Regions from separate parts of the Mus musculus genome. Here regions 1 and 3 are each linked to region 2. The links are chromatin loops, found by intact Hi-C in ENCODE. Cell type or tissue: left cerebral cortex. All regions are shown on one strand. Links, peaks and the distances in the headings refer to the core of each region. The heading gives the core; the rest is flanking DNA.

What was found. Peaks named below come from ENCODE experiments on the same cell type or tissue, not always from the same donor. Only the 100,000 strongest peaks of a DNase experiment are listed, where the experiment ranks them.
Region 1: it touches region 2 in a loop (2.2-fold over the local background); 5 of 42 quality-filtered maps call a loop at or near these places.
Region 3: a loop joins it to region 2, with 3 times the contacts of the local background. A loop is called at or near these places in 6 of 42 quality-filtered maps.

Annotation. Positions count from the first base shown.
Region 1 is chr6:91,355,074-91,365,721 of GRCm38, forward strand. It overlaps Wnt7a (wingless-type MMTV integration site family, member 7A), which reads right to left. Exons shown (of 4, transcript NM_009527.4): 4 at 8,908-10,648. Among named protein-coding and RNA genes, the nearest start is that of Gm30437, 51 kb to the right of the region's middle. In left cerebral cortex, for the core only: no CTCF peak of the experiment used is centred there; DNase peaks (open chromatin) are centred at 4,023, 4,796 and 5,158.
Region 2 is chr6:91,280,899-91,291,546 of GRCm38, forward strand. No RefSeq gene overlaps it. Among named protein-coding and RNA genes, the nearest start is that of Fbln2, 73 kb to the left of the region's middle. In left cerebral cortex, for the core only: a CTCF peak has its summit at 4,715 (motif pointing right); DNase peaks (open chromatin) are centred at 3,991 and 4,727; H3K4me3 peaks cover 738 bases.
Region 3 is chr6:91,340,274-91,350,921 of GRCm38, forward strand. No RefSeq gene overlaps it. Among named protein-coding and RNA genes, the nearest start is that of Gm30437, 66 kb to the right of the region's middle. In left cerebral cortex, for the core only: no CTCF peak of the experiment used is centred there; a DNase peak (open chromatin) is centred at 5,944; H3K27ac peaks cover 917 bases.

The DNA.
Region 1 (10,648 bases), core at 2,738-5,237, 74 kb after region 2:
TTTCCCTCTGCTCAAGTCAGCAGTGGAGTATGGTATACAACACACCACACCAACCCTGGGTCTCTGAGGCTGGCCACATGCTAGAGTCTGGTGAGAACAAACTCCCGTAGGCAGGGGGAGGCTCCCTTCTCTTCACCTGGAAAGGTGCAAGGTGAGCTGAGAGCAAATTCCAAGTCTTCAAGGTAAGATCTCAGAGTGATGAACCAGGGTGTTCAGCAGGTGGCCATGCGCTTGCACACTGGGTTACAGCCCACTTGGTATGCCCATGTCCTGACCGCTGCTGCCTGTGATTATACTGTTGTAATTGGCAAAGGGGTCTTATGTGAATAAAGAACACAAAACAGTGACAGTCATTAAGAAAACAACAAATGCTGGTGTAGTCATGTGCAGAAGGGAGGCCCATTCACTGCTAGTCGGTGTGTGAACCAGCCCAGTCGTGATAGAAGTTGGTATGGTCTACCCTGTGTCACAGTGTGCCACCATGGGTATTTACCCAAAGGACTCCGAGTCAGCACCTCAGAGGCACTATGCAGTCGTGCTCATTGCAGCCCTACTCACAGTAGATAATGCATGCAGCCTATAGCGAGGGACAGATAGAGAAAACATAAGCATGCACATACACTGCAGTGAGAGAATTATGTCATTTTCCAGAACTTGATGTAAGTGGAGCCAACCACAGCGTGTGAACTAAGGCAGTCTCAGAAAAACCACATGCTTTCTCTCATTTGCAGCTCCTAGAATGTACAGGGACATAAAATCACGTATGCATGCACAGAAGAGAGCAAGTCAGCTGTCCTGGATTGGTCATGTGAACCAATTCATCATGAGGGCCCTTGCTGAGGGACCCAGAGGCAGAGGCTGGAGCAATGTGTTCCGCAGCTGGAGGGAAGGAAGGACTGCCAGCCAAGATGCAGGTGGCCTCTGGGAGCCAAACAAGGCAGGAAAGGGTGTCTCTTCTCAGTGCCTCTGGAGAGAGCCACTGCTCTCACCCATGCTTCAGTGTAACTTTAATGTTTTAAGCCTTTTAAAATAATGGTTCTTAAACGCTTTAATCTTCCTTTTAGCCCATCACCCACCAGAGGTACTAGAAAAGAAAGGATATGGAAGAAGTGGACCTGTTTAGAAAGGTTCTTTGGAACAACTCCAGTCTGTGTTGTCTGGAAATCGGCAGTTCAGTTCAAAGGTCAGCAGCGGCAGCTCGATCCATTCGCAAACACTTCATGGATACACCAGCAGTCCGGTTTGGTAGAGTCAGGATAGCAAACTCGAATCAGCAGTGATGTCACTACCTAGCAGAGACAGCCAGGCCTCAGCCTCAGCACAAGTCAGCAGGAAGGACCAGCAGGAATGCCAGAAGTTCTCAGCTGGCTGTGCCTCTCTCAGCGAAGCAGACTTGAGACCAACAAGCATTGCACAGCTAGCTCTATAATAGGCAAGCACAGCACAGCCTCTGTCACTGTCCATTGGGCCTTTTTATGCCCTCTAAATATCATGTGTCCTCCATGGGTCTTACCTCAGCACGTGTCTTGTCTCAGCTGACATCACTCTGGTAATCAACCCTAGTCCGTGAAAGCAATGAGAAACTGCAGCACACCGACATAAGTTTTTCGGTGCATTTCTCTCTATAGAGTCTCAACAAATGGAGTTCAACTACACAATAATGTAAGATGGACCAATATATGTGTGTTGTTAACAAAGAATCCTTCGGCATGTGTCCTTTCATGTGTTTGCTTTAGCAGAACATCCTTTCACCTGTGTCTGCTTCAGGAAAACACTCCACGTGTTTGCCCCAGCAAAACACCATTCAACACAATTGACTTTCCAAAGACCCCTTAAGTTTCCACTTCACTTCATTGTGGGGAGTCTGATTATAGACTTCTCACCACCAGGCAAGCAGGTGTATGCTGTGCCAAGCTTCCAAGTTGGTGAGTTTGTTTCAGCAGCAAGAGGAAACGTATACATTTACAAAGATGCTATAATTACTAATTTGGGCATTGGATAGAAATGTCTTTTTCCAACTGGATAACCTTGGGCAAGTGGCCTCATTTCTCTTTGCTTCCTTTACTTATCTGAAAAGTGGGCTAACAGAGCTGGAGTAGAGTTTAGTAGCAGAGGTTAGCATAAGCCTAACCTGTTTGTGGCCCTGGGTTTTATCTCCAGCACCAAAAGAAAACTCAGTCTTGCAGGGTCACCAAGAGACCCAGCCGGGACTGCTGCTCTTAGGCACCCGGCAGGTGGCATAGAGACTTGTGCTGGGCCTCTAGGGAGCACTTGGCCAACACTGGTTATGACTACTTTTTATTTCCGTGACTCTTTCTTGACATCACACACAGACAAGGCCTGTGGCCCAGTGCAGGGCATAGGCTGTGGATGGGGGTAGGGAGTGGTTCCATGCAGTGCCCTGAGGATCGGTTGGGAGACTAGGGCACAAGATGGGGTCTCAGCAAGCCTGGGCCTGGATCTGCCTCTCCCCTTTCTCCACCCAGACTCTCCGACAAGCTGTCCAAACACAGGCCGGGGGCCTGAGGAGGTCTCCCAAGGATGGGCCCTGGGAAAGGTTGGCGACGACAGCGTGTGGCAGGAGGAAGTAGCGTGTTTGCTTTCCTGCGGCCCAGGAGCTTCCTGCCCTCCGTGTGTTTGCTTTGCTTTCTAGCTGCTGCCTGCTGAGGAGGGTTGGCCACCTGGTGGCCCTGAGCCCCGGAGGCCTGGGTGGCTCTGGATCCTGACCTGAAGAAGCATCTGGGACATCTGAACCTCCCAAATCTGCTCTTGGACTCACCAATGCTAAAGCCAAGGGCAGAGCCTCCAAAACCACCGTGGGTTGTGGCTCATTGCATGCCAGGCCCCCTCTGAGAGTCCGTGCAGCACTGTTCCTTGAATCACATACACTCAATCACATACACACTGTGCTAGCTCCATGGACTACTGTGAAAATGGAGGCACAGAACATACTGGCCCTAGTCCGTTTCCCCAAGGGACCAGCCTGATCCTAAAGCAGGCTTAAACTGGCAGCTTCCCTGCTGAACATCACAGAGCAGAGATGTGAGGACCAGCACCGGACGATTGAGTGTTATAGGTGCTGCACCTGTGTTACAGGTGCTGGCAACAAGCCCTACGCCTCATGCTCTTATTCTCACCACACGTCCATATCAGAAGAGGCCCTCGGTGTGCAGTGCCCTCCGCCTGTGATCTCTGTAGCCTTCAGCTCCAGACTTGACACCTTGCCTCCCCAGTGTGGCGGCGGAGCTTCTGTGTCCTGGCTGGAACTGTCCCCTGCAGCTGGTTCAAGTTGCCCCTCATCTTTTGATCCCTCCATACTCCTCTGCCTCCCTGCTAGCTTGCACACGTTAGCACCTGCACCCCTGATCTGTGGTGACAAACAGTGGCACTGGTTCTCAGATGTTGTGTTTCTTGTGTGTATTTTGCTGGAGTCCCTGGGCAGGGTAGGGCCATCATTTGCTTACTGATTATTTGGAGACCTCAGTTAATAGCTGTGAGAGTGACTCATGAAGATGGAACTGGACTCAGCTGCCAGAGGGCTTGTATGTAAACAAGATCTGCTGGTGAGGACAGGCAAAAAGGTCACACGGACAATCCAGAACTGGAAAAGGGGACCTATCTGTGGTCCAACAACTGCAATCTCCAGCAGAGGCAAACTCACTCTCCAAGGGCTCTGCAGGGTTATACCCCACTCCCTGCCCTGGGTTCCCATCAGTCAGAGTTTAGTGGGGGAATTAACAAAAATGTCTAGCATCGATTGACGCAGAATTCCCACTTCTGAGACATGGTCATAGCACTGTGCTAATCTGCATGCTTGCACAGAAAGACATTGCTTCTGATGGTAGCTAGACAGATGACTCTCCCCAGAAGTTGCAGATCCCACTAAAACCAACAGGAGAATGAGGTGCTGTGACTTGTGTTGGCTACAGAGAGCAGAAGGCAGCCTGAGGCCCATTCACGTCTTCTGTAACATGAATAGGTTTCTATTCCCACAGTCAAGTCTGGCAACAGTAACCATCTCTCAGCATAAGAGACTCAGAGGGATCGTGTGTATTTTCATCATTTACTTTAGACACTTTTGTGTGTTTTTAAACTAGGGAGCATCTGCCATTAGCAAGTATAAAGGATGGCTGCTCCTACACACTGCTGAGAGCATAGAGAGGGGTAGCTGCCGTAACCTGCCCTACAGTTCCTTCCTTCCCTCCCTGAGATGCTGACTTAGCATTAGTTGCCTCTGCTCCTTCCTTCCTCCTAGCTAATGAGATGGCTGTGCCCCTGTTTTAGTTGGTCATCCCAGTTGCTTGGGTAGCTAAAACTTGGCCCTTTATGGCTTGATACCACTGGCTCCTTGCATTTCAGCACTAGGGAGGGACAGAGTGAGGGATCCCCAGGGTTCTGCAGACCCAAGCGGCTGTTAGAGAGAGGAAGGTGCTTGCTTCTCCTCATCCAGGCATGGGTATAACAGGTTTCTGGTCCTTCCCATCATTCCTTTGGGGAGTTGCTCCTACTGAGCCAACTAAGACACGGTTCTGGTCTGAAAAAGCTCAAACACAGTGTTCTTTCTTCCTCTGCTGCACAACGTATGTCCTTTCTCTTGCTTATGAGCAGCCAAAAGGGCTCTGAAGTGACGTGAACTCTTAGAAATGCCAGGATAGCCCAGAGTGAATTGCCTTGGAATTTCTTATAGGAAGGGTTGGAAAGGCAGCATATGGTCTCTGTTCTCTCTTCTGGGATCCCATCTGGGCGTTTGGCATTGATCAGCTTGCCCACCTCTCAAAGCTAGTCAACAAGCACATACGCTCTGCCAATCAGCTTGGTAAGGGCCAGGAAGACAGATGGAACTGGGCAGGAATTAGGGTATCATGTGGGGGTAGGCACTGAGCTGGTATTTCAGGTAGTGATGCTAGAGGGTGCCTGCCTGGGATAATGGAGGGTAGGCTGAGCATTGAGTCATTGAGCTAAGGAGCTTAGGGAAGCTAAGGAAGGTCCCAGAGATGCTAAGCAGGGCCATGCCCTCTGAAAGCCTCTGGCCACTCGGCTGAAAACTGTTAAAACTCTTTATGTAAATGGAAACCAGTGCCGTGGGCAGCTTTGCTCCATCATATATGTGCTCCAGAACATGTTCCCACCATTTGCTCCACCATGTGTTCCCATCACATGCTCTACAAAGTGCTCCATCACATGCTGTCCCATGTGCTCCCATCTCATCCTCTCACCAGGTGCTCCACTACGTGCCTCACCCTGCATTCCACCACCCGCTCCTACCAAGTAAGTACTCCCACTATGATGCATTGCCTCGCCATGGGCTCAAAGCAAAGGGGCCAAAACCAAGTAGCACCTTCCTCCTTTCTAGCCACGATCTTGGCTGTTCCATCACAGTAGTGGACAGCTGACTTGCACGTCAACCTTTCTAGACCAAGAAAGGGAAGACCTGTGATTGGGGCTCATGCTTGGGCTGGGAGCCAGGGCCCCAAGGGAGCACAGATGCTAAACTTCAGAAGTATTCTTGGCCCTTCAGACCCCGGTGCCTCCCACCTTGGTGTGGCCTCCTGAGGCAAGTTGCACCAGTTCTCTCTAGCCTCACATGAGGATCTTCACTTAACCAGGCACTCAAAAGGGAGCACTGAGGGTCTGTGTCTAAGTAGGCACCGGAGGCCACAGTGAGAGAGTAAAATCCAAGGCATGGCTCCCAAAAATGGGTTTGCAGCCATTTTTTCTATGTCGTGTGTGTGACCTGTGCTTGGGTGTGTGCATCTTGTATCCTTATGCCTATGGCACTGCCCACTCATCTTTTAGAGAGAGGAACTCATCACCTTCTTGCCTTGGCATCCTGAACACTGGGATTCTGAGCCTGCTACCTAGGCAGGCACCCTAGTACGGCTAAAATGGTCAGCATGTGTGTGTGTGTGTGTGTGTGTGTGTGTGTGTGTGTGTGTGTTGTGTTTTGTAGCTGCTTATAAAGGTCTTCCTGGAGCTACGTGGCTCTTGAGTGTCTGTCTGTCCTCTCCCTTGGCTGTGGGGACTCTCTGGTTCTCCACCTCCGTCAGTGTCTTTGTGGAACAGTGTTGCGCATGCGTTGGAGATTCTTGCTCTGGTGTCTCAGCACTGAGCTGGGGTGGCCAGGGAGCTCTCCTGTTGTCTTCAGTTCATTCTTCTGAGACCATGAGCGTTGCTGTGGTAACCAGTACTATCTGTCAGTGGAGAAGCTGTGTCTGTGGTTGTATCCATAGGCACCAGCCAGCTCCAGTATGCTGCAACCCTTAAAACAAGCCGTCCTCTTGTCTCCAGGTCCTCACCTCTGATGCCCTCCTGAGCCTTCAGGCATCAATTCTTAGTCACCAAGTCCTAACCATGTGCTGGGCACTGGGGACACACCATCGTCCTCACAGGTCTCTGCTCCATAGCCTCCCGCTTTCAGCTCCTAGGAGCCTGCACTGTGTTAGTTACACTGGGTCACTGTCGTTGTGTTGCAGCTTCTGTTTGACCAATAGAAAAAGATGGGCACAGAGAGGTTAAGTGGGCTGCTCTAGAGCACACAGTCAGTTTTGAACCCAGGAAATTCAGCTTCATGGCCCATGCTCTCACTTTACTTACTTACTTACTTACTTAATATGTTTGCTTGTTTGTTTGTTTGGAGACAAGGTCTCCTGTCTCTCAGGCTGGTTTTGAACTCACAGTGTAGTCAAGGATAACCTTAAATCCCTGCTTCCACCTCCCAAGTGCTATATGTGCTGCCACCCCTGGACTCTGTGTTCTTGATGACTATTCTTTACAGCCCCTAAGATATAGAAGCTCCCATTTCAGCTAGGGGTAACTGCTATGAGAGAACAAAAAGATAGTGGGTGAGAGGTATGGGGAGCCAGGGCAGAGATAGTGAGGAGCTGGTGTTTGAATCAAGTTAGGGAGGAGCAGCCTGAAGGTCGGAAGAACAGTGTACTGGGGGTGGGGGGCTGAGGCAGGTGGAGGTGAAGTCAAGAAGAAGGTTGGCCATGGTGGGTGGAGCCTAACAGGCCAGCTCTTCACTCTCTCTCTCTCCTGGCCATCTTAAGTATGGCAGGACCTAGGCTATGTATGTGGAACAAGCATCGTGAGTATTGGCAGGCATGTAACCACTGCTCTTGTCTTCCAACTGAGGACCTATCGTGACCAGTTGCTTTAAGCTCCTGCTGTCTTGAGTTCCCCAGCACATGGACTGTACATTGAACTGTGCACTGAAATGAATCTTGTCCTTCATAAGTTGCTTTTTCCAGTAGCAGGAAAAAAAAAACAAAGGCAAGTGGAGAGGCCAGTCAGGGGACCCACGTATTGTCCTGGGAGGCCGTGACAGAGTTCCTTGCCTGTGGGATGTGTTCAGATGGAGAGGAGCTAGCATTAACAGCCTATGTGGGTCTCCAAAGCCTGAGTGGTCCTTTGTCTTCATCTCCCTTAGTCCTCCATTGGAAGTAGCAGAAGGCTCGGGCCTGGGTGCTGATGTGAGGTCACATAGGCTGCAGTCTTTGTTCTCCCTTCCTGGTGTGAGACTTCTCGTCCATAAGATGCTCTCACCTGTCAGCCGGGGGTTGGGGTTGGGGAAGGAAAGCTTCCTGGATGCTTGGGCTACAGTTCAGACCTGCTTGTGTGTGGGGAAGCCTCTACCTCCTGGAGAAAAGCTTTGCTCGGGACTCTCTTGACCTAAATCCTGTTGAGGGGTTCCCTGCTCCTCTCTCGGCTTCAGTTTCTCCATGCCAAGATCAAGTTTGTCCACAGTCCTATCTTGTTTTATTCTGAGCATGGTGGGTCCCAGGGAGGATGTATTTAGAAACCCAGATGGCCAGCTTTGCTTGGTGAATCAGAGCTGGGGTCAGGGCTGTGGACTTGGCCTCACAAGCCTACCTTGTCATGTGACAGGAAAGACCTATGTGGAACTGCTTACCTGGCGTGTGCCCACTGTCCTCTGCCATCTGGCTGATGGTTTGATGGAGTGACTTAAGATTCCAGTCTTTTAAGCATTAGTTTTGCTGGAAAACCACTGTGGGGTACAACAGATGGGACAGGGGTGGCTTTGCCAGCACAGAGTCAAGGGTGTACCCTATTAAGCTGGGCTAGAAGACTCCTTTGGCCACAGGGCTCTCAGTGGACATCCTGATAATGACTGACAGTAGCAAGCTCTAGCCTTCATGTGCTGTCTTGCCACTCTGAATGCCACGTGGTTATTCCTGGGAGGATCCTCCAGTAGTCTGAGAGGAAGGTGTTAGTTCCTTGATTTCACAGATGGAGAAACTGAGGCTCAGAGCACAGTCACGCTTGGCATTCAAAGAGAGAACAGGCTCTGAGACTGGATGCCTGCAGTGCATTATGGGATCATCTGACAGGCTAGCAGCAAGCCCTGTGCTGGTCTGGCAAGACCAGCTGCCCTCGTGCGGGCCCTCTGTTCATTTGGATGCTGAAGCAGGGCATCGTTTGCGTTGTGTTTATGTTGCTATTATTAATGAAACAGTCACCTGGTGAGGCTAGTTGGAGCTCCCCCATTTCCAGGTACAAGTGAGGCCAGAAACAGAAAGACTGATATCTGGGAAAGCCCATGCTCAATGGAGATCCTATAGATGTGTGGAGAGAAGGGGGGAGGATGTGATGTGGGAATTTGAGAAATGCTCTAGAGTTTTCTCCTTACCAAATACATATTTATCCATTCACACATTTATCTAGACACCCATCCTTCTGTCTATCCTCCTACAGATCCACGTACACATCTACTCACCTACTTGCCAAAGCTCACTTATTATCTATCTGTCATCTGTCTGTCCATCCATCTGCCCACCCACTCCCCTATCCATCTATCTATCCACGCATCTGTTCATCCACTCCATCTTTCTAGTTCCAGGCCCATACATCCAAACACCTACACAAAAGAAGAAATTAAAAAATACATTCAAGGGAAGAAATCAGCCATACAGCCATGTTTATTGGTCGTGATGTAACCCAGGTGGGGGACTGGACATGACCTAGACACTGAGGGGCTCCCAGCATGTGGGCCATGAGGCTCAGGGCTGTTGTCTCACAGGCATCTGAGTTTCACCAGCAGCTGTGGAGACAGAGTTCAGAGTTGCAGTCTCACTGTGGCTCAACACAATCAAATCAGTTCCCTGCTGTCTACCTTGCACCCCACCCACAAATGCAGATACCTGGAAATAACCCCTGAGACCACAAGTGCTCAGGCATACAGCTCCATGCACATGGTCTGATCTCCCAAGCACAGAGAGATACATGTAAGCACATGTACCCGTGAGCACCCTGGAGGTGCCGCAGAGTGCTGGCACAGGAGTGTGCGCATGTGCTTACATGCACACAGGTGGAAATGCATGTGGAAACACATAAAAAATATCCCCAGCCTTCTGGAGGGGTTTCCCATTGGAGAGATACAGGTACAGCTGTGTCTCTGCTGCTGAGAGAACGCTCCCATCGCTTTCACTGAGGATGGCCAACACTCCTTGGCTTCCTCCTTCCCCCTCCTTGACCCCTTCTCTTAGGACTACACCTCACCTAGAGGCAGTGCCTGGGCTGTCCTGATGGGATAGCGGCATCCCTGAGCTGGCCTCTGCCTGATGATGAATGCCAGGTCCCATGCTTCTCAAAGTGTGTGAGACACTGACTGACCCACCGCTGAGGCTCATCCAGAGGTCATCTCCCAAGATAACCATCCAGTGACCCCATTCCAAGCCCTGAGCTTAGCAGGCTAAAGCCAGGGGATGGTTCCCTCTTGTTTAACACAGAAGATACCCAACCCAGGCATCTGGTAACTGCTATGGCCCCCTTGGCAAATAGAACTCCAGGCTCCAGCTGTGTGAGGGTCCCCGGGGGACCTGCCCACACACCTGGCCTTGTCCTTCTGCCCCTGAGTGAGTACCAGTGTTAAGAAGAGGCATGGGCCATGGGGCACCGCAGGCAGACTCCATATAAATAAAATATCCATAGAAAAATAGTCTCTTAGAAAGCCTCTTATCCAGTGGTTCACGTTTCAGGATGGAAACTGCTGGGAATTTGTGATCCTCGTCCCCATCACACACACGCCATTCCCAATGGAACTTTTCTAACGGAGAGGTTTGAACTGTAAAGGGCAAAAGGATAGGAGCACGTCCTGGAGAAAAACAATTCCAGATCTGGACCAGCTTAGAGTCTGGATAGGTAGCAGCAAACAGCAAAAACAAAACAAAACAAAGTTACAAATGTGTATGCATATATATATCTATATGTGTATAAAGACCGTCTTCTCTTTGTACTTAACACCTAGCGCTGCAGAAGGGTACTTGTGAAATCAACTAGTAGAAACATCTGCATAAAGAATAATTATGTACAGCTGTTCTCAGCTCCCAGTCCTAGCAAGTCATCCCACCAGGACCTCAAGCAGTCCACTTTGATTGCAGAAGACGGATCCCGACGAAGTGGAAGAATTCTCTTTAATTAAATAAATTAATATTATCTCATATCAGAATAAACTGTTAAATATTGCTATGACGAGGCCCGAGGCTCCAGAGCTCCTGCCGTAGAAAACTTTGTTCCAGCCCTGGAGAGGCTCGGGCGGTGTCTGGGGGAGGGTGGCTGAGCAGCATCCATGTGGAGAAGAATGGGCGGGCCTCTGAGAGATGCTTCCCACGGGAGTCTGCAGGAAACC
Region 2 (10,648 bases), core at 3,226-5,725:
TCACTACAGGAGCTGAGCGGCCCAGTACCTCAGACCCACCCAGGAGCTGTGCCACTAGAAGGTAGCTAGCTGCTTGCTGCCCCAGTTAGCTGTGACACCCAGGTAGCTGCCTAGTGTTACAATAGCAGCCCAGTGCCAGGGCCACTGGGGGTTAAAGCCCAGGGTGATGAACCTCCAGCATGAACACCCACAGCTCTGAGCTTCTAGCTCCTAAGTCTAAGAAGCAACAGGGTCCTGGATTCCAGGGCTGTGGCTGCAGCCTCTGGCTCTGTCATCTGCCAGTCCAGCTCCCAGCACCTCGGCCCTCAAGGGCTGGGACTGCTCAAACTGGAAGGCTTCTCTTTGTCTTCTCTGACTCATATCTGGGTAAAGAAGGACCCTATTGGCTGACCAGAAACAGCACAATTCTAGGGACTGCCACAGAGCTTCAACAATCTCACTCCTAGCTTGATACCTGATTATCTCCATAGCTGTGGCCTCTCCAGGCCATAGGCGGTGTGTGGTGACACCTGGTGGCCAAGAGCGGGATTGCTAGCAGTTGATGCAGCTAGGGTAAACTTCATTCTAGCCAGTGTAGGGCTGGGGAGTCGCCTAGAAGCACATAAGCAAGGGGGTGTGCGGAGTTCAGATGACACCTTGTACCTGTTTCCAAATTCTAATGAACATGATACCTTCCCCGTCACCCTTGCCACAGGCACGGGATCACTGTTGCTTTGGCTGTGGTTGTCTGGCTTTTCAGAGCCTCTGTTTCCTATTTTCTCTCTGTTTATGGGAATTATACTAGTTTGAGACCTGCTACTGGAGAACGCTATAGGGTTAAGAGGCCCACTGGAGCCCCACTATGGCTTCTGATAACTGTAATTTCTGTGTAATTGGCATTTAAAAAAGACTAGGTGTGCCTAGCTGCCAGCCCACATGCACAGACATGAGCATGTACATGCTGGGCGGGAGAGGCCCTCTGGAAAGGCAACTCCTGTGTGTGGCCAGTATGGGGTGCTGACCGTAGCATTTGCTGAATTGGTCTGGCCACCCACGTGAGAGCAGGCAGTTCTGACAGCTGCGCTGGGGTAGTGGCTGTAAATGGGGCCTGTCCTACCCTGGATGCCTGGAGGACCTGGTGTCTGTGTGTTTCTCGGTAAATGCATGTGATTGTGGAGAGCCTGGCTGGTGGCACCCAACCTGCAGCTCTGTGCTGTTTGGTCTTTGTGGTCCCCAGGCCCTTGGCCAGCCATTCCCAGGGGTGGGAAGTGATCCAGGCCTGGCCCACTTACCTTGCCTGCTCTGAGAGGGACAGGTGGCTGCATGCTTGTCCTTACACCTCACCAGAATCATCCTCCCTTCTATGCCTGTCTTCACTTTCTAGGCCCAGAGAGGTTGCAAATCCTTCTCAGGATTGCACAGGGTCCTCAGCTAGGGCTGATGAGAGGCTGGGGTGGGGCTGGTTTTTCTGACTGAGTCTATCTGCCAAGCCTGCTGTCTCAGGAGGGGGTTGCCAGTAGCTAGCAGAGCATGCTCCTGACATGTGCTGTGTTCATCTCACCATGGCTCTCCATTGCTTGCAATACGAATGAGTTTCACAGCCCACCATCCTGGCCCCACCCTCTTCAGTCTTGTGGCCATCACTCCCTGCCGAACCCTGTGCACCAGTCACCTTGCCCACTCTTCTTTCCCATTCTGGACCTTTTGCTTGGAGAGCATGGAAACTCCTATACATCCTGCAATGCCCAGCTCTGAGCACCCTCCACAGAGTTAGAGCTTCCCCAACTGCTTTCTAGGTGCTTGCTAGTCTCACTTCTCAGTGTATGTGCAAATGAGTTCCCCTCTGAGTCCCCAGCACCCAGCACCAGGCATGGAGCAAAGCAGACACAGATACATGCTGAGTGAATCAACAACACAGGCATGCTCTTGCCAGGATGCAAACTAGCTGGGAGGAAGATCCAGAGTGGGCCAGGACCGGGGTATGGGGCAGGTTGGTGGAATAGGAGTTGCCCAGGTATCCTCTCCTTAGCCCTGAAGCACCTGCTCCTGGCTCCTCCTTAGCAGGGGCTGATGATAACTCAGCTCTGGCCCCAGGTACAGGGCTCAGACTCTGAGGCCGTGCCCTGGTAGGGTAGTCAGAGACTCATCCTCCTTTCTGTCCATTTTATCAGATCGGAAGCTCAAGGCCAGTTCTGCTTGGCTGACACTAAGGTTTCTGTCCTCCCTGTTCTAGGACTTTGACCCTTTGAAGCTCAGGAAGGGTGGGAACAGGAAGGGACAGTAGTGCTGCTGTGCTGGCTCCAGGGCTTCGGCATCAGGGTCAGGGTTTGTGCCTGAAGTTCCCACCCATAGCCGAGTCATCAGGCCAACGCCCTTGGGCCAGCCGAGCCATCCCTGTGGGAGGTTGGCAGAGCCCGAGGGATGGTAGCTGGGATTGAGGCTTTCTGAATACTATCCTGCCTCCAAAGGTCAGGCCCAAAGAGAATAAGGTTCCTTTTACCACGGCTGGGGGACAAGAACTCCAGCACCAAGAAGGCCAAGTGTGCCATGACCCAAGTCTGGGCTGTTCTCTCTGTGGTTGAGGCTGGGAGGCCTCAGCTTCTTCACTGTGAACAGCACAGCCTTGGCAGCCATACCCTGGCCTACTCACTGTACACCGCCTGCACACTGAAATTTGTGCCCCAGACTAACCTGTCCTCTTGGGGAGTCTCCTCCAGACCACATGGCCTTTGCATAACATCCCACTTGTGGCTCCAGACATGGCTGCTTCTAAACAGGTAGGAGTAAGGCGGGGTTCTGCATGGAGGAGAAGGAGGAGTGAGGGGGAAGAAGGGGCTATGATGATGGTAAACTGAGTCCCAGTTAGTGGCACCAGGTGTGGCATAAAGCAAAGAAATGTTTGTAGAGAATTTAAACAACCTTGCGCACACAGCTCAGTGGAAAGGCAGGTCTTTTTCAGATAGTCGACAGTTGTGTTTGTCAAAATGTTCAGTCTATGGGCAGAGCAAAAATGCAGCAGTGGGTTGGGTGACCATGAGAGGGGTGAATGAGAAAGGTGTGCATAGGGTAGTCCAAGCTGGAACAGGAGGGAGGAGAGATAGCCCCTTGGCAACTCCATTGCTTTGGGCTAGAAATATGACTCCTCTTTCACACTCCCATATTCTATCTATTGGACCCCAGAACATTCTAGATCTCCCCCCCTCTGTTCCCCAACATTCACACCCCTGGTGAGTTCTGCAGAATGAACTCTGAGGACATTCCCGAACTTGACCCCATCCCTCCGTAAGCTTCTCTATTTCAGACCATCCTCGTGTGCAGACCTAGCTGCTCCGGCCTGATCCCTGCCCCATGTCTCTCTTGCTGCTAGCCTCCAATGCCCCAGCGTGCCTCTGCAGGAGACTTGCTTCTGTGGATACAGCCCTTTTCTGCAGTGCCTGACTGCTTGGGCTAACCTACCCCTGCCCACCTAGGGTTCCCTGGAGCCGCCACATCTCCCAGATGCTCGGTAGGCTAAAGTTGCTGCCTGGCCTGGGACCACTCCCTTTGCCCCAGACATTGCTTCCTGATGTTCAGAAGGCCTCTTTCCTTTCCTCTTTTCCAGAAGGCCCCACTACCCCATGTGTTTTCTCAGGCATGCCCTTGCTGGCCACCAGGTCTTCCATGATGACCCTCCTCACCACCGTGCTCTTCCTCTCCCTAGAGAAGTGTAGCTTCCTCAGAGCTTGGTCACTTACAGATAGTGTTCCTGTCCTCAGTGTGAAATAGCGGGGGCTTCAGGAAACAGGTGCTCTAGGAAACATGATGGACTTTCAGTGGGAAACCTGGGTGTCTTGGATAGTAGGGGAACTTGCAACATGTCCCTATCCTTTCCCCAAACTCAGTCTCCCTACCTGTGTTCTAAGGCTCAGCTCCCCTTCTCACAGCTAGTAGCATCGTGTTGGGGGAACCAAGCCTTTCCTTTATCCTTGAAGAGGGTTACCATGGAAACAGTCTTGGCTCGGGCTTAGGGAGCATCCAGTCCTTTGTTAGACTTGGGCCTGCCTTCGGCTTCCCCCTCCCCCGGCTTCCCCATCCCCCGTAGCCTGAGATCTAGCTGTGAAGAGACCAGTGACTAAGGCGGGGCCGCACAGGGAGGGGGGCATTATTTTGGCTGTACACCCCTCCCCTTCCCTCCCCAAATTGATGTTTGCGTCACCAGTTTGAAAAGCTCTCGAGGACAGGGCAGTGTAGCCGGAAGATCAAGTCCCTGGGCACTTGACCCAGAGGCATATTCCCAACCCACGTGGCTTTAGGGACCAGCTCTCCGCCCTTTTCCGTGCCCCGGGCCCTGGCATTTCCCGCTCTCCGTTCTGCAGTGATAAGCAGGGTGGGCGCCGTTGCCTGCTCGCGCCCACCGGGGCAGGATGTGGGCCTGGCGGGTGCGCAGCGTAGTCAGCGTGGCCACAGGTGGACACTCCCGGGTCCCTCTTCAGGGCCCACATATCCAGAGCGGGACAGCTGCTCACGGGGAGGCCGCGGTGAAGTCGGGCCGTTGACTCCGGGCTCTGACTTTCAGCCTGGCTTGGAGCCATGGGGCAGGCATGCCGGGACTCTCAGGAAGAGCCCGGACTCCAGCGGCAGGTGGCGAAGCTCAGCTGCTGAGTGCCAGTCCCTAGCGTGGCCAGCCGCCTTTGGCCAGTGCAGCTAGGGCGTGCGCCAAAGCCACCGCCGCTGAGGATGTTGGACGCCACCAGGAGGCGCTGCGAGCGTCGCGGATCGTCAGTGCGTGTGTCCGAGCGGTGGCTCTGGCAGAAAGCTATCCAGGCGCAGGGGCGCTAGGCGCTGGTCCGCGGAAAGCCGAGGCGCAGGTCCTAGAACTTTCTACCCGGAGATCACACACTCTGAGCCCTGCTGATTGCAGGTCTCTGCTCCAGATCGCAGGGCTGGTGCGCTAAGGGTTTCAGTAGAGAGCAGGGCTTAGACACTGCAGCCCACGGCCCTGTCCTGTCCCGCAGAATTCAGATCTCCGTTCTGCCTTTTCCCATCTGTGAGACATAGGCAAGTTCCTAGACTTCTTGGTGTCTGATTTTCCTGCCTTGTGAGATGAGATTGCTGCGAGTAGCGGGTTCACCGGGTTGCGACAGGAAACCTGGATCACTCCCAGATGTACACATGTTCCTGCCCATCACAGCACGGTTGACTAGTAGGTTGGGCGATGCGGGGCCTCAGCAGTGGAGACACAGAGAAGCAAGTCGCTGAGCACTGTGTCCTGGCAGGTGCTCGTGAGGACCAGACGGCATTTAGACTAAACTTTTCTCCTCCTGGCGAGACAAGAACAATGAGAGGCTCCCCCAGGTTGATTTGGGAGGCAAATTCAGTGCCAGACCACCCTCTTCCTCCCAGCAGAGACCGTCGCCCTTGGTCGTTGTGCTCTCGGTTGTCCTCCCGCGTCATACAGTCTACGCCCCTCGGAGGCTGCCCACTGGTGTGCAGACTGTAGTGGACAGCATCCCGCAGCGGGCGAATGCTTATAGTGCGGGGCTTGTTGCCTGACACATTAGAGGGCCTGCAGCCGAATCAGCTCAAGTTCGCTGACTAGAGGCATGTAGGGTGATGAAGAGGGCCCATTCCAAGCCTCTACCGCGAAGTACCTAGGCCAGGTTCACTTCTGCACAGGGACAATCAATACATCCACATCATGGCTAATGGGTAGGGCTGGGGGACGCTGTTGGAAAGAGATAAAGTCAGGGAAGACTGTCCTAGACAGATCTGCTAGGACAAAGAGTAGGAAGTGGCTTGCCTACAGGGAGTCAGTGGAAACTGAGAAGGACTCCAGGGCGGGGCTGTGCTCTCTCTCTTTACCCATACACTCTTGCCTTCTGACCACGTCTGTTCTGTTCGCGCAAATTTTTAGAGGCTCGAAGCCCCGTCAACCTTTCTGACCACACGAGGGCAGCAGAACGCAGCTGTGAGGAGGGACAGGTGGCACGCCCAGTAGGGGGCTCTTCCAGAAGGCAGGCTGAACTCCTCAGGGCTCCCTTCCAGTTCCTCTGTGCTCACGCTTGGGTCTGTACTCCCCCAAACCCGAGGTACAGCTCTCCGAACCTCGGTGCCTCCTCTTGGGAAATGGGAGCAATCAGATTTTCATCTTCGGGAACGGATTACTGAGTGCTTTAGTAGATTTGCTGTAAGGCTGTGGAAAACTCACCCACCCTGAGTCTGCTTCCCCGAGTGAAAAGGAGGAATGAGAATGGACCCATAATGTGGGATTTGGGGGCAAGATAAATGACTCAATGAGCAATGCCTTCCAGGTACCCAGTACGCTAAATTGTAGTTCTTGACAATTACAATTTGTGACTTGGGGCTGAGAGTGGAAAGAGACCCCCGTGTTCAGGTGTTCACGCCAAAAGCTTTCCAGGAGGAATGATTTATTCATTAGGGAAGAGGTGGTCAAGATCCTTTGGGACTGTCCATTTGACAGAAGGGACACTGGGGACCAGAGAGGCTGGCAGAGCCAGGCCTGGGATTCCCACCTGATTCCTGAAGGTCAGTTATCCTGCCTGGTTGCAGGACCTTTCCTTGATGGAGGGTTCTCAGGTTGTCCCTTGTTCTTGTTACTGAAGGCCCCTGAGTTAAGCTGTGAGAGAGGAGAGAGCTTCGAGTGCCCAGTCCTTGGAGGGGCATCCTCTTGGGGGCTTATGAGAACTTCTCATGGGAGCCAATTCTTTCAAGGTCCAGGACACTGATGTTTGTGGTGGGTGGGTGAGTCCAGAGGGTTGTAGTCCTATGGTGGGCAAGGGGTGTAGTGGGGGAGGGGTGTAGTGGGGGAGGGGTGCCCGCTTCTCCCTAGGAGTGAACCCCAGCTGTACATTTTGTGGAAGTATGTTCCTCTCTCCCCTCAAGCCCTTGAGCAATGCCCACAGCAGGATTGGAATAATCACCCTGAGGCTTGGACACCCCCTCCCTCTCCAGGGTTGCTTTCCTTGTGGTGAAGGTGCTACTTACAGTGAAAACAGCCATTGAAGCAAAACGCAAAAATAATGTCAGTTTCCACTTTTGACAAAAATGGGAAGGCAGGTGGCTTCTTGTCTGCGATAAGCGCATCTGCTTCTGCAGTAATTACTATCTGAGATAATTATGAAAAAGAATTTAAATACTCAGGGCATGCGCGGGGCCAGGACGGCGTTCTTTCTCCTTAGTCCTAATCTCTTCTGCAAGTCGGAGTCTTGTCCCGACCGACCAGGACAGCACTGGGCGGGCCGAGGTGCAGGGGTGGGATGGAGGAAGGGCCAGGCTGGGCAGCTGCCCCTCTCTCTACTTTCCCAGGCCTCACTGTCCTCATCTGCAAACCAGGATGGCTCCATGAGAGCCAGGTGAGGAGATAAAGCAGGTGAGTGGTGAGAAGCCCAGAATGTTGTGCACGGGCATAGCCTGGTCTCCGTGACCTAATCCTCTTCTTTGTCTTGGGGGAGCAAGGGAGCCTCTGAAACCCTCCCCCAGCTTTAGAACGCCTCAAATGGAGATGGAGCTCACTTCTGGGATACAGAAGTCACAGCAGCAGGTGTCCAGAGCCTACAGAAGAACAGTCCAGCCTTAGGGAATCCTGGTCTTGGTCTGGGATGGTGATGGAGTGGGGCCAGAGCTGGACCCAGAGCCCAGGGCAGGAGGCTGATTCCAGCCCTGGACTACAGACCAGCTTCCTGTCCCAGCTCAGCAGCACTGGCTGAACCTTTCCCCTGTGGTGTCCAAGCAGCAACTGGATGACCATTTGGTAAGAAGAGGGCACCCTGATGGTTTTTGTCCTGAAATTGTATTGAAGGGTGGATCAGGAGCCAGGAGTGCCCAATCTTGGTAGAATATGAATCAGTGGGTCAGCTAGGCTGTGAAAGAAAACTCCATTGGCTTAAACACAACAGGGAGGTCTATCTTTTTCATATGTAAATCTTCTAGTTGGTGGTATAGGCTGGACAAAGGGACCAACTTCCTTCTGGCTCCTGGTTCTACCAAACCAAAGGGGACAGCCAAGATGGCTGTCAGGTTTCTGGCCCTCATAACTTAATTCTGTACAGCAGGTCAAAGAAGGACAGAAGGAAAAGGAGCCAAGTGGAGGTATCTGTTATATCCTCAGAAAGACTCCTGAAGCTGGAGTGCAGCTTTTGCTTACATCCAAGTATTTGGAAGATTGACCACTCCAGGATGCAATAATAAGGATGGTCTAATGCCATCTGAAGTGGAGGTCGGGGCTGGAGCCTGCAGTTGACTGTGCTAGAGTGCAGTCTTAGGGCCTGAGGAGTGAAACCATACAAGCTGCCCTGTCCCAGGTCTCCTAAAACAGAAAACAAGCTATACAGACTGAGGAGCAAAGCCATGTGCAACCTTGAGACTCCCCCTTTGGGGATGGCAGCCCCCTTGGATGTCAACCTCCCTTACCATGGGCTGCTCCTTCTGCTCACAGAATCCACTTGCCCACACACATGCCTGATGTGCAGCCTGCCAGGGGCACAGGAGGGGCACCTAAGAATGCCTGCTCTTTTGGATGGAGCCTTGTTCTACGCAGAGTCCAGAGGTCAGGCTCTGCCTGGAACCTGGACTGTTGGGAAGCAGCTGCCATGGGGCCACCAGGGTGAATGCAAAGGGATGGTTATCTGCATGGGAGCTCAGCTCCCATCCTAATGTTTAGGTTTCGTGTAGGACACTGGTGTGGGTTCTAGGCACAAACCCAAGGAGGAAGTCAAGTAGGGTGATGGCAGGGGTTGCTGGTCAGTGACTTGCTCGGGCTGTGGCCAGGGGGTTTCTGGGAAAGCACCACCTGAGCAGAAACCTGTGAGATGAAAGGGGAAAACCAGAGCCCAGCCAGTGCAAAGGCCCTGTGGCAGCTATGCCTGGTGTGTCAAAGTTATAGGCAGGCCAGGGAAGGTGGAACACACTGGGGGAAGGGAGAGGTATTGGGACTTGAGGCCATGGCAGTGACACTATGGACCCCCCTCCCCCAAGCCACCCACCCATCTCTCTCCTGAGGCCCACTGGCTTCCCCACAACCACACTTCTCATTCAGGCCTCATCTTCTCCCAGTTGATTTTGTTCTTGTCTCAAAGACTGCCAACACTTCATTGGCTTAGACTGTAGAGGTCCAGTACTGCATTATGACATCAGAAAATCCTTGCAGATACCGGCTACATGGTGTAGACACCATCCCCATAATATAGGTACTTGGCGCTGAATGTAGACTCAAAGCTCTGGGGCATAGATGCCGAGCTTTGGAAAATAGACACCAAATCCTGCACTGTAGATAGATGCCAAGCTTTTGTTCCTGAGTGAAGTTAGACAGGGAGTTAAGGAGATTCGCGGCTTTGTGGTTTTGTAGCTGAGAGGGGCCCTGGAGCTCTTGGTTGCTGGCCCATTGCTCTGGTCACGGGGCCCTGGAGTTGGTCTCCAATGCTCTCCTGGATTGATGCAGTACCCAGTGCTCTCCTGTATTGATGTGGTACCCACACTCTTGAGGATAGGGACCAGGCTGCTCCGGATTTAACAGAGCAAGGGACATACATGTGTGGGACCTGGCTGGATGCTCACAGCAACTAAGAGAATAGAGCTCTTATATGCCAAGCCCTAATGTCAAACTTCACCCTGAGCAGTCTCCCTTCAGGTTCCCAGCCACACTGTCCCTACATGAAATTGAGGCTCAGGAAATGGAGCCTTAAAGCTTGGATCCAGGACAAAGTGGAGCCCACAGGACATAGGACAGGATACTATCTCAGTGTCTTCAGTCACCCTTCCTGTCTCTCAGGGTCTGCCCTGTGCAGAGAAGTTCTGTACTGGCCTCATGGTGGGGAGCCAGACACAAAGCAGAAAGGCGCACCTCACAGTCCCTCTGTGGCACAGCCAGGCTCTAACCTGCCACTGCCTACTCCACTATCTACAGGGAGACAGTCTAGGTGGAGATGGGAAGAAGCGTGCCCCCAGTACCTAAGTCACACAGTGGGAAACTGAGGCAGCTATGTGTGGTAGTTGGGTGTTGTCAATATCCATAGATGGGAACTGCTCAAAATCAATACTGGAGGTATTTTTGGAGCTGTGAGTTACCCTTAGGAACCCAAAGAGGTGATGACCCGCCCAGGGTCACACAGCAAATTGGAAGGCAGATCAGACCCGATGGGCCTCACTGCAGTATGGGATGAGGAGACTGCCAAGGAGAAGGAAGGAGAGAGAGGTTCTGTCTTCCAGGCAGACTCCTTATGGCTGGCAATCACGTCATCGGCTGGGACACCACCGCCCCCGGAGTCACCGTCCTGTCCTTCATGACCTCATCTCTTGGCTGGGTCCCAGCACTGTGCCTGGAATCAATACCTCCTGGCAGCCAGCAACTGAGTCCCCGTGTCTTCCTGCCCCACATCCCAGCACATCGACCCACAGGCCAGTTCCTGCTCAGCAAGGAGCCCATGGAAATCAGTGCACCCGCTCTCCTTATTTACTGTCCTGAGCCCTTCAGGTGGAGTGCAGAGTCTCCACCCAAATCTAGCTTCCTACCCTTCTCCCTAAGCCAGGCAACTTGATTCCTTCAGCCTGGACATCCCACGTCTGCCAGAATCCCTGTCCTGCCCCCCCGCCCCCAGCTCTCACCCTGCTGGTAATCATCGTGGCGACATACCATTGAGAATCTGAGTAACAAGGAAGAATCAGAGTGGGCATT
Region 3 (10,648 bases), core at 4,796-7,295, 61 kb after region 2:
ACCTGAACCAATACTTGAACTCAGAATCTCTTGAGTGGCAAGGAACACACCCCCTGAGAAAGAATCTTTGTACACACCACGCATGCACCTATTATCCCTAACTGCTGATGTGCTGACTTCAGGATGGTGTGAAAGGCACTTAAGCTCACTAGAAGCCATACTTTGATGTGATGTTGTTCTCTGTGGCCACTCTGTCACTTTCTGTACATATTTCATGTGCTGTATATGATACTCAACACCTGACAATATGCATGCTTGTGTTAGGCTGGGCTGGGCTTTAAACCTCAAGGCCCATCCCTCCAAGACACTCAGTTTTCCATCATGTCCCCATCTCCCAATGGTCATGCAATCTCCCATGCAGTTACACCAGCCTGGAGCCCAGGAGGCATCTCCTACCCAAACCATAATATTCCACCCTGACCCCATAGGCTCGTGTTCACCTTAATGCAAAGTTCATTCTGTCTAACTTCAAAAGTTCCTGTAACATTGTACTGTCCCAGCACTGCTGAAAGCCTAAGGTCTCTTCTGTGTCTCAAGGCGTTCCGATAATCTCTTAACTGTGAGCCCATGTAGACTTGTTTTTAAGGTACATACTTCGGATGTACGATGCGCTGAGTATACATTTCCCATTTCAGTAGGGAGGAGCAAGGGCACAAAGAGGAAAGATCAGGCCACGGCAGCACTGAAACCCAGCAGGGAAGATACCAAACCCTACAGTTCTATGTCCAGCGTCTGGGGCTTGTAGTGGTATCATCTGTGGGCTCTGGTGGGTTTGGACAGCTTTCCCCTACAACCATTTTGCCTGTGGCACATGTGGCTTCTCTTTCTTGGCTAGTGTTCCCATCATATCCAAAGTCCTGAGGCCTGGACTATAGCTTAGTCCATACCTTCACAACCTCATTCATAGCCCGTGCTGGGACTCCATGTAGAGAGCCCAGCCCTGGTGCACATTGCCTGGCCTCAGAAACTTTTTGAAGCCTGATGTCAGCCTTTATGGTGTCCTGAAAAAAATAAAACAGCCCTCTTGGATGACACTTCTACTAGCAGCTCAAACTGTAGTCTGTCCCCCTTGGCTTTAGTGTGCCTTTATAGCTGAGTCTAGAAAAATAATTCCCTAGGAGATCACACTTGAACAGGGTGCCCCAGAGCCCCTTCACTCTCAGGTACCCACCTTTCAGATGAATCTGCATTGTTACCGTCTGGAGCTCTTGGTGGGTGCAGGTCTTTCCCTCAGGGCACATTTCCTGTTGTCCCTGTGTTCTCTGTAATAGTTCTCATCTCTCTCAGGACTGCTCTCCGTGTTCATCCTCCATTTCTCCTGTGTGCCTCCTGGAGAAGTCTGGTCACTGGGAGCACAGCTGGCAGCCTTGACTCTGGCTCAATGTCTGTAAAAGTGTTGTTCCACCCATCACAGGGCCACACTGTCATGCCTTCCCTGCTCTGATGGGCTGTATCCCTTTAAACCATGAGCCCAAATAAAATCCTTCCTTTCTAAAGTCAGTCACAAAGATGGCGAACAGGACTGTGTTGGAAGCCAGGCAAAAGGCCATTTGTGCTACATCCCACTAAAACATCTGCCATGTCTGAAACTTACAGAGTGAGACCCTGCTCTGTAAGGAAGTGGTGAAATGTCAAGACACCACAGCATCAGGCTGTGGCTTGGTGAGTGCTCATCTCTCTTAGCCAGCTGTAGTGGCTATTCCTGGTTGTCAACTTGACAATATTTGGAATGAACTACAATCCGGAATTGGAAGGCTCACCAATGACCCTTATCTGGAGGCTTGGAGATCCTTATCTGGATCTTGGTTTGAAGATCTTGAGCCATAGTGGCTATGGATTCCAGAAGATTGAATCTCCGTGTTTAAGGAACACACCTTTAATCTGGGCTACACCTTCTGCTGGAGACAATATAAGGACATTGGAAGAAGGGAGTCTAGCTCTTGCTCTTGCTCCTTCGCCTGCTTGCTGCGTGAGACTGAGTAACTGCTAGATCCTTGGACTTCCATTCACAGTTGCGACTGAACAATTGTTGGGAATTGGGCTGCCGACTGTAAGTCATCAATAAATTCCTTTACTATCTAGAGACTATCCATAAGTTCTGTGACTCTAGAGAACCCTGACTAATACACCAGCAATACAGTGAGGAAGAGCAGCATGGGGTGGACCACAGCATTCTGAAGTATCTGTAACCCCAGCTGGATAGCCAAGCATGTAGGCCTATGGGGCATTGCTTAGCCAGATAGCTTCACACGGCTGAGCGCAGGAGGAGCCGCAGGGTTGACGCTCACACTTGACTTTCTCACAGGGGAATCCTTGTATGTAGACAGTTCCCAGCCTAATGATGGCTCAACTTACTGTTTCCCCAACTTTACAACTGTGCAAAAGTCAATATACATTCCATAGACATTGTACCTATGAGTTTTAGTTTTTGGTTTTCTTTCCCAGCCTAGCAATGTTCAGCATGACATTCTTCCAAACACTGGGCAGTTAAGTGGTCACTCTGGTGGACTGCTGCTAAGCTGTGAGTTAGGGAGGGTTGTATGCATTTAATTTGCCTCCATATTAGGGTATTTTCAAGTTGGGGGGTATGGGGGAGGTTGTTGGCTCAATGCTCATTTTATGTAGAGAAGCAGTTGTACATTAATCCATTACCTCTTAGTCTCCATTTTGTTTCCAGCCTACTAAATGTGGCAGTAGATGTGAGATCTATGGCAGTAGATGCTGTAGATACTAAGGGGGTGTGTGATACAGAGGAGATTAGCTGACAAGGGCTGTGTCTCATTCCCAGAAGGGACTGTGCTTGGTGTACCCTGAGTGGAGAGGAGAAATCACATTAGGTTGGATACAGTGCTGTGTCCTGTTTATTCAGAAGTGTGGCTAAAGCAGGCAGGTAGCATGAGACTGGGCCAGCGTGTCTGCTCAACCAGGCATGGCACCAACGTGGCAGGTAGGTTTCTCAGGATCTTCTTTTTCCTGCTGATCTGTTGATGGGTTTCCCAAGGAGCAGTGCTTGTGTGATAAAGGGAGGCAAGGTGAGTGTGAGATCTTGGGCGGCAGGGCCAGGTACAGTAGCCTGAGCAGGCAGAAAACTTCCACTGAGTTCTGCAGGAACGCTCATCTCAGGTCTTTGTTCCTTCCCGTGCTGGATTGTCTTGGGCATCCTTCTGTTTGCTTTGTCAGCTGCCTCTCTAGTGATCATAGATGGAGCATGTTCCAAGATCTGCATGGATCATGATTTACTTCGAGGCATTCCTTCCAATGTATAGACAATTGGGCTGGTTCTGAGGCTTGCTCCTGGGAGTCACAACCTACCATCCAGAACAGACAGATCCTCGAGCTAGAGCCAGCCAAGGTGTTCTGCAGTGGCCCTCCGGCCTCTGCCTGCCTGAGGATGGCTGAGAAAGGGCATGGAATCAAGGGAGGAGCAGATCTTATAGCTTTGCCATGAATACCTTGGAACCCAATTCATAAAAGCATCTAATTACAGGGAGCCTGCATTTCATTGTCGTTTTGGTAATGACCTGCAACTGCATACAAATTACAGGGTACTCCCCCCACCCCCGAGTAGTGCTCAGCTTTCTGCAATGTGGAACTTTCCAGTTAGTGGCTGAGGCTCGGGTGAAGCCAGGGCAGAGAATACTCTTCTCCGGGACACTCTTAATAAATACTGTAGCAAGATAAATGGTATGAATCTGGGGGACGTGCACTTCCTACCAACTGTGAAGTGTGGCGTTCTCAAGTCTCTAGGCTGGACTACAGCAAGAAGGATTTGACTTGGGTCATGCAGCCTGTGCCTGTTTGGCTGGGGTCAGGGGATCCCAGAGGCAGGGGCATTGATAATCTGACTGCTTCTTCTGTTCCTGGGAGGGGGGGGGGTCTTACCAGTGCCTGTCCCTTTACTAAGCTCTCAAAGAACACAATGGAAGCCCTAGGGGAGGCTGTGTACTTTCTTACCCCTCTGCTCTCTCATCCTGTGCCGCATCCTTCCGTCATCGTGTCACTGCCTGGTCATGGTCTGATTTGTCAGTGTGGTCTAGAGAGTCTCTGGTCAGAGGGACAAGGGCTTTGGAGCAGGACAGCCCCGTGGATGTGTACATTGTCTCTTTGTCCTGATGTGGGCAAGGAAGGAATCTCTGTGCACATCTCCTTTGTGTGCATGAGAGAAGATGCCCAGGTGGGGTACCCAGGCAAGAGGGTTGTGGCCAGCACTTAGTGAAGCTGTGGTACAGACTGCAGGTCTCTGTCTAGTGGCCTCCTGGGACATCCTGCATTTGCATCTCCCAGGATGTCTTCTTACATAATAATGGAGTGTTCACCTCAGAGGTCTGGGCAAAAAGCCTGTGGAGGCACGTCAAAGGAGTGCCTGCAAGCAGGGGTACTCAGTGTCAGTGGTGAGCAATGGGCACTGCCGGTTCCAGAATGGAAGTCAGGATAAAGTTTTGGGGGCTGACTATGGCTCCTGTAGAGCCTTGCCTAGAATACCAGCTCAGACCACATCCTTAGCACTGCACACATATGCACATCCCTAGCACTGCCCACATATGCACATCCCTAGCACTGCACACATACGCACATTCTAAGTGCTGGGGGGGGGGGGTTGTTTGTTTTTTCTGAACTCATGTGACTTGCATGTTTGTAAAGACAAAAAAAAAAAAAAAAAAAAAAAAAACCAAAGTGAAAAAGTGAACCATCACACATTGGGGACATACAGTGGTAAAGAGCACATAAGGCACAAAGCCAAGGTTTCCTCCTGAGCCCCTTAAGTTTTTCAGAGGCAGCTACCTTAGCTCCTTGTCCCTCACTGTGGCCTCTGCCATGGGTTCACAGGCAACATACCATTCTCTGTGAATGACCCTGGACATGCCTATCCACAGCTGTCCTGTTCATTTGCTAGCAGTCTCGGACATTCTGCCACTTCTAATGTCACACCAGGTCTTTATTTTGAGTGACATGGGCTCTGAGGTGTGGATGATGTATTTAGTGCCCCTCCCCCACCTGTGGAAATGTGGGATGTTTCTGAATTCTTGTATGGGAGCTGCCTCGTTCCTCTCTGTGTGTGCCTGTAGGGTGGCGTGCGTGGATGCTGAGCCTTTGACACAGCATGCTCTCATGTCAGCCAACCCTCACTGGAAACCTGGTCTCAGTTGCCTTCAGGCTGTGGCTTCTCCCCGTGGACCAGGAGCTCCAGGCATGCTCAGAGGCTGCTGACATGTGGGTGCCGACTTGGTTCCCAAGTGACACTATTGAGAGATGTCTCCAGGTCACTGGGGCGTGTCTGTGAGGGGCGTATGGCACCCCAGGTCCATCTCACCGGTTCCTTCCACTCTCCACTATGAGTAAAGCAGCTGTGCTTTGACATCTGTCACCACTCCATAGTGGTGACACTGCCCAACCAGGGGCCTGAAAGCAGTGGCTGACAGTCATGGCCCCTGATCTCTGAAACGTTGACCCCAAAGAAAATGTTTCTCATTATAAGTGGCTCCTCTCAGGTATTTTGTTATTGTGACTGGAAACTAACAGAGATGCCACCGGGATGGACATCCATTCATCCTCATCCGCCCATTCTGTCCTACTCTTTACATCACTCTTCCTATAAATGTGGCGTGTCTTCCCTTCTGGATGAAACCCATGCCCCTAACCCCACACTGAGAGCTAGAGACAGTTAGATACAGGGAGGGACTGTTCATGTTCACTGAGGGCTATAGGGAACTGATGCATGGCTCAGGCCAGAGGGCAGTGGCCGACACTGGCCTTCTGGGGCCGCCCCCACCAGGGGCCTTCAGCCGTCCTTGGCCTAATCCTGTTTTCTGCCCAGCTGAGCAGTAGGAAGGCTTAGTTCTCACCCATTTTAATGCAAAGGAGGCTGCCTAGCCAGCTTGTTCTGAGCATGGTGACAGTGGCCATGAATGGGGACCCCAGTAACGGTGGCAAAAATGTGACAGGGCCCTCCATCAAGGTATTGTACGACAATTGGGACATTATAGTGGGTCCTGGAACCCTCTCAGGAAGGGGCGGGGCCTCCAGCTCATATGCTAAGCAGGGCCAAGCCCGCCTCAACCACCTTCTTTGGCCTGGCCATTGACCCCATTGTGTGAGGTGCTTGCACAGGGTTTAACTGCCTTTCTCCTTCCCTCACCCCCCCCCCCTTTCACCAGTGTTTAGACTCAGCCTGGGCAAAGGTGCCGGTCCTGGTGCCCTGCTGTGTGTCCTGGATGGGTGCTTCCCCCTCCGGGCCTTGGCTGGCAGTACCTCCGTGGAAGGGAGGTTCTGAGTGTTTGCCTTGAGCTGTATATACGCTACCAGCTCTTTTTACAGCCCCTGGGGAAGGGAATTTCTTGCTCTAGCTTGCAGATAAGGCCACTAGCTCTGGAAGCTGAGAAGCCACAAACATGGTGTGTGGGTGTGCATATAACCATGCATGAAGCCACTTCAGTCAAATCTCTTAGTGTGTACAGGGCACGGCATGAGCCTCACAGCAAGGCAGAGTCCACACTCCTGAGCTACAGAGGGTAGTTCAGGACACAAAGAGAAAGCACAGGCAGGGTCTGGCTGAGGCTCTTTCCTCCCTTCTGTGCCGTCCTGCCCAGACCAAACCAGATTCCATTGATCAAAGCAGTCTCCTTGCCCCTAAACCATAGGCCAGCCTGCTCTGCCAGCCCCCGGCTCCTCTCCATTTGCAGCTGGACAGCTTCCAGGGCCGGATTTGGGGAAGGCAGTAATGGACCACAGACTGAGTTTTAGAGTCACGGAGGCAAGGGCAGACACAGTGGAGGCTGGACCCCAGTGCAGCTGAGCTGTGGGACACCTCTCCTCCTGCCCCATGGACTCTCATCTACTCTCTCCTTAGCTGGGCACATCTTTGGCTGTCTAAACTTTCCAGAGTTGGTGACTGAAACTCAAAGGGCAAAGATGACTTATTTAAGGTCACATGATAAGTGAACTCTGCAGGGTCCGGCCGTTCTTCCCAAGATTGGGAGATCTTGGGAACCCTCTCAGCAGCCTGAAGATCCAGGATCAAGTCTGCTACATTAGGAGGCTAATGTGCTTATGTGCATGTATGGCTTTGAACATGTGGCTTTTTAGACCCCAAGTTCCTTCTCTGTCTCTTACTGTTGGGAAAGCCTGTAAGATGTTCAGTGGACAGAACAGTAGAACCTGGGTCAATTGAAACTCGGGTCCCATTCATTAAGGTTTGTGCCATGAACGAGGGTGGACGGTCTATGGTTTCTACTGCTAGGATGATTCCTGAATCCTGAATCCCTGGGGCTGATGGTGGAGAGGAGCTCACCAGAGCCAGGAAGAGTTTGCAGCTGCCACATGGTAAACGGGAGCAACGTCCTTCCATCTGGAGAGCATGGCTCATGGCAGTTTCTGAAGGCTTCCCTGAGGAAGGAGAAGAAAGTGGGGTTGTGGCCCCAGTGTGCAGTGCACAGAGAGACAGGCTACATATTGGTGAAGGGATGCCACCTCCCAGCAGGCACCTCCGATCTGAGCGGGCTGAGTGTTGAGGCAGAACTCAGCCAGCTACAGAAGCTGGGGGAGGCACCCTAGTGAAGGAAGTGCAACTGGCCTCAGGCTTGAGAGGGAGCTCAGTTCTGGGACCCGCAGGGCCCTTCCTTCCCAGAGTGCTCTATCGGGAGTCCCCCGCCTCCTGCTGATTACAAATTGCTCTGTGATTTTCTCCCATTACCATGGTGACGGCAGGCCTAGCATTTTAAGCAGCAGTAGGATGCAGCTGGATCTTTTAAGTCCAGGGCTCTGCAGGATCCCTCTCCTCCTTTGTCTTCCTGGTCTTCTTTCCTGTTTATGCGCCATTTACTCCCTCCTCCATCCTTTCATTCATTCATTTCTTCCTCACACAGCCTCTCTTCATTCATTCATTTGTTCGTTTGTTCATTCATTCATTCATTCATTCATTCATCCATCCCCTTTCCTCCCCCATCAACCCCTCACTTCAACAGTTCCTGGCAGCCCTCAGTTTGGTAATGATGGCCAGAGACTAACCAAGCATCCAGAATGTCAGATGTGTCCCTTGATGTGACAACCAAGTCCATCCACCTCAGCCACATGACCTCAGACCTCCAACTTCATCCCATTCTTTGGTGGCTCTAAGAAGCAGGTCCCCCCCTTGCTATTCCACTGTGATTACTTAGTGACAACTCAGTCCCACGGGTTCCCAGCTTCCTGGTAGCTGTGTTACACCCTGGCCTTTGGTCACTATTGTCCCAGCATCTCAGAAGCCACATGCACCTGGGAGGGAGCAGCAGGACACAGCCCTCTGCAGGATGGTGCTGCCCTGACCCAGGCCTGGTGTAAATGGCTTTTCAGAGCTGTTAAGTTATGCCCTGGAAGAGCTGGTTTTCACAGCCCCTCCCTCCCATCCCATCCCCACCTTACTCTCTACTCAGGAGGCTGCCACTCCCTTAGTAGAGCATCAGGGAAGTGAGCCCGCCCCCTGCCCCCACCCCCCTTCTAGCCATAGTCCTTGATTTTGCCCTTCTTGTGGCTCCAGATCTGAGCTCGGTGACCCCCTTTCTCCTCTGTCTTGTCACCCAGAATGGCAAGGGTTGTGTGCAGCTTGTCTCTCGGTCCTGTGGGCTCCCTGCTGTCACACCTCCATGTGCCTCTTGCTTTGGCGGTCTTCATTAGTTTGTCTCCTGTCCATCTGAGGCCTGAGCCTGCCCTCAGTTTCTGTCCGTTTTTAGTGGTTCCTGGAGGTAGGAATTCTGGAGCTAGATGACTGGGTTATAATCCCAGCCCTAACAGACTGTGATCTGCCCTGTCAAAGCTCTGTGACCTTGGGAAATTGTTTGCCTCTCTGTGGCCCACTTGTAGTAACTATAATGCCCATCCCAGGGGGCTGCCTTGAGGACTAAGTCCCTTAGCACCACTGAACACAGGACCAGCGAATACTAGTAAGTAACAAATGACACTTAAATACTCAGTGATTCACAGGCATTCATCCTGATTCCCGTACCAAGTTCTTGTGAAACCGTGTGCCTTGGGGGAAGTGACAGGCAACTCTGGCATTCGATCCACGGAGACTGGCAAGCCTTTCAGCCCAGAGCACTGGTTACTAACACAAGGCTGGGGGTCCCTCCATCCTCTGCCCTCTCACATTCTCATCCCACCACATTCTTCTCATAGCCCCCTTTCTGGCAATGAAACATGGGCAACCCTTGGCAGTGTGTGACTTCATACACAGGACCCTGTGACTCGCCATCATCCCTGTGGCCTCACACTGCTCACCTTCCACTGCCTTTTGCCTGCCACGGGTATGCTAGAGGGCTGCAGGCCCCCTTGCCCATCCGGCCTGTAACTGGAGCTGTGGCGGTGTGGCCGAGTCCTGGTGGCCAGATCGCACAGGTATCAGTGACTGCCAGTGCCCCGTTTTCCTTCACACCGGGACACAGTTAACAATGGCTGACAGTCCTCACAAGGGCCAGGCTCCCCCAGGGAGAGGCCCCAGCATGCTATCAGGCCTCACGATCTCAACCCTTAAAAGGCCTACCCTCCCTGCTGACATATCACACAAATGGGGCCTTCAGCCATTGCCAGGGACCGTCTGCTGCCCTGGGAATGTGGGCCGGAACCTGGGCCCCCGTGCCAGCCAGTCCTGCAAGACTTGCCCTTTCCCTTCGTGTGAACCTGCCTCTCCAAGCACCTGACCATTTTTCCTCTCGCAGCCTGGATTACACCCCATGAAAGCCCTTTGTTCCCTGGCTGCCCAGCTTCTGCCAAAGTAGCCATCTGCCTGTGGGTAGTTGCTCAGACCCTGGGCCACTCTCAGGAACCAGTGCTGGTCCAGGTGTTAGGTGACATAGTGGCTGAAGGGATGGGCATACCACTGTCATGGCAGGTAATCCTGTCTCCAAATGCGCAGCTGTCTTGTTCTAGAAATTTCTTTGCAGTGGCCCCAATGTGGCTTTATTAGTTTATGGCTGGAGAAGTTTTCCCTCACTGATGCTTTTCCTCATTTGCAAGATGATGGCAACACCAGGCTCCCCCACATAGTAGCCCCATGAATGCTGATCTTGGTGGAGGTAGCAAATCTGGCAGAGCCGGATGGCGAGACAGATGGGACACAGCTTCAAAACTTGGGGTTGAGACCTTTATAGATACAGCTAACAGAAGGGACAGACCAGAGAGGCCAACAAGTCCTCATTTCAGATGGGGATCTGGGAAGCTTGAGGGATAATTCTGGGCTAGCCACTTAGTTAGGGTTTCTATTGCTGTGATGAAACAACGTGACCAAAAAAGCAAGTCAGGGAGGAAAGGGTTAATTTGGCTTTTGCTTCCACATTGTTGTTTATCATTAAAGGGAATCAGGACAGAAACTCAATCAGGGAAGGAACCCAGAGGTAAGAGCTGATGCAGAGGCCGTGGAAGGATGCTGCTTACTGGCTTGCTCGTGGATCCAAAGGTTTAGTCCATTTTCATCATGGCAGGAACACATGGTGGCACACAGGCAGACATGACGCTGGAAAACAAGCTGAGAGTTCTACATTTGTATCAGCAGCAGCAGGAAGAGAGATACCATGCTTGTCGAGCTTCTGAAACCTCAAAGCTCACCCCCAGTAACACATTTCCTCCAATAAAGCTACACCTACTCCAAGAAGCCCATGTATCTTAAACCTTTGAAAGAATA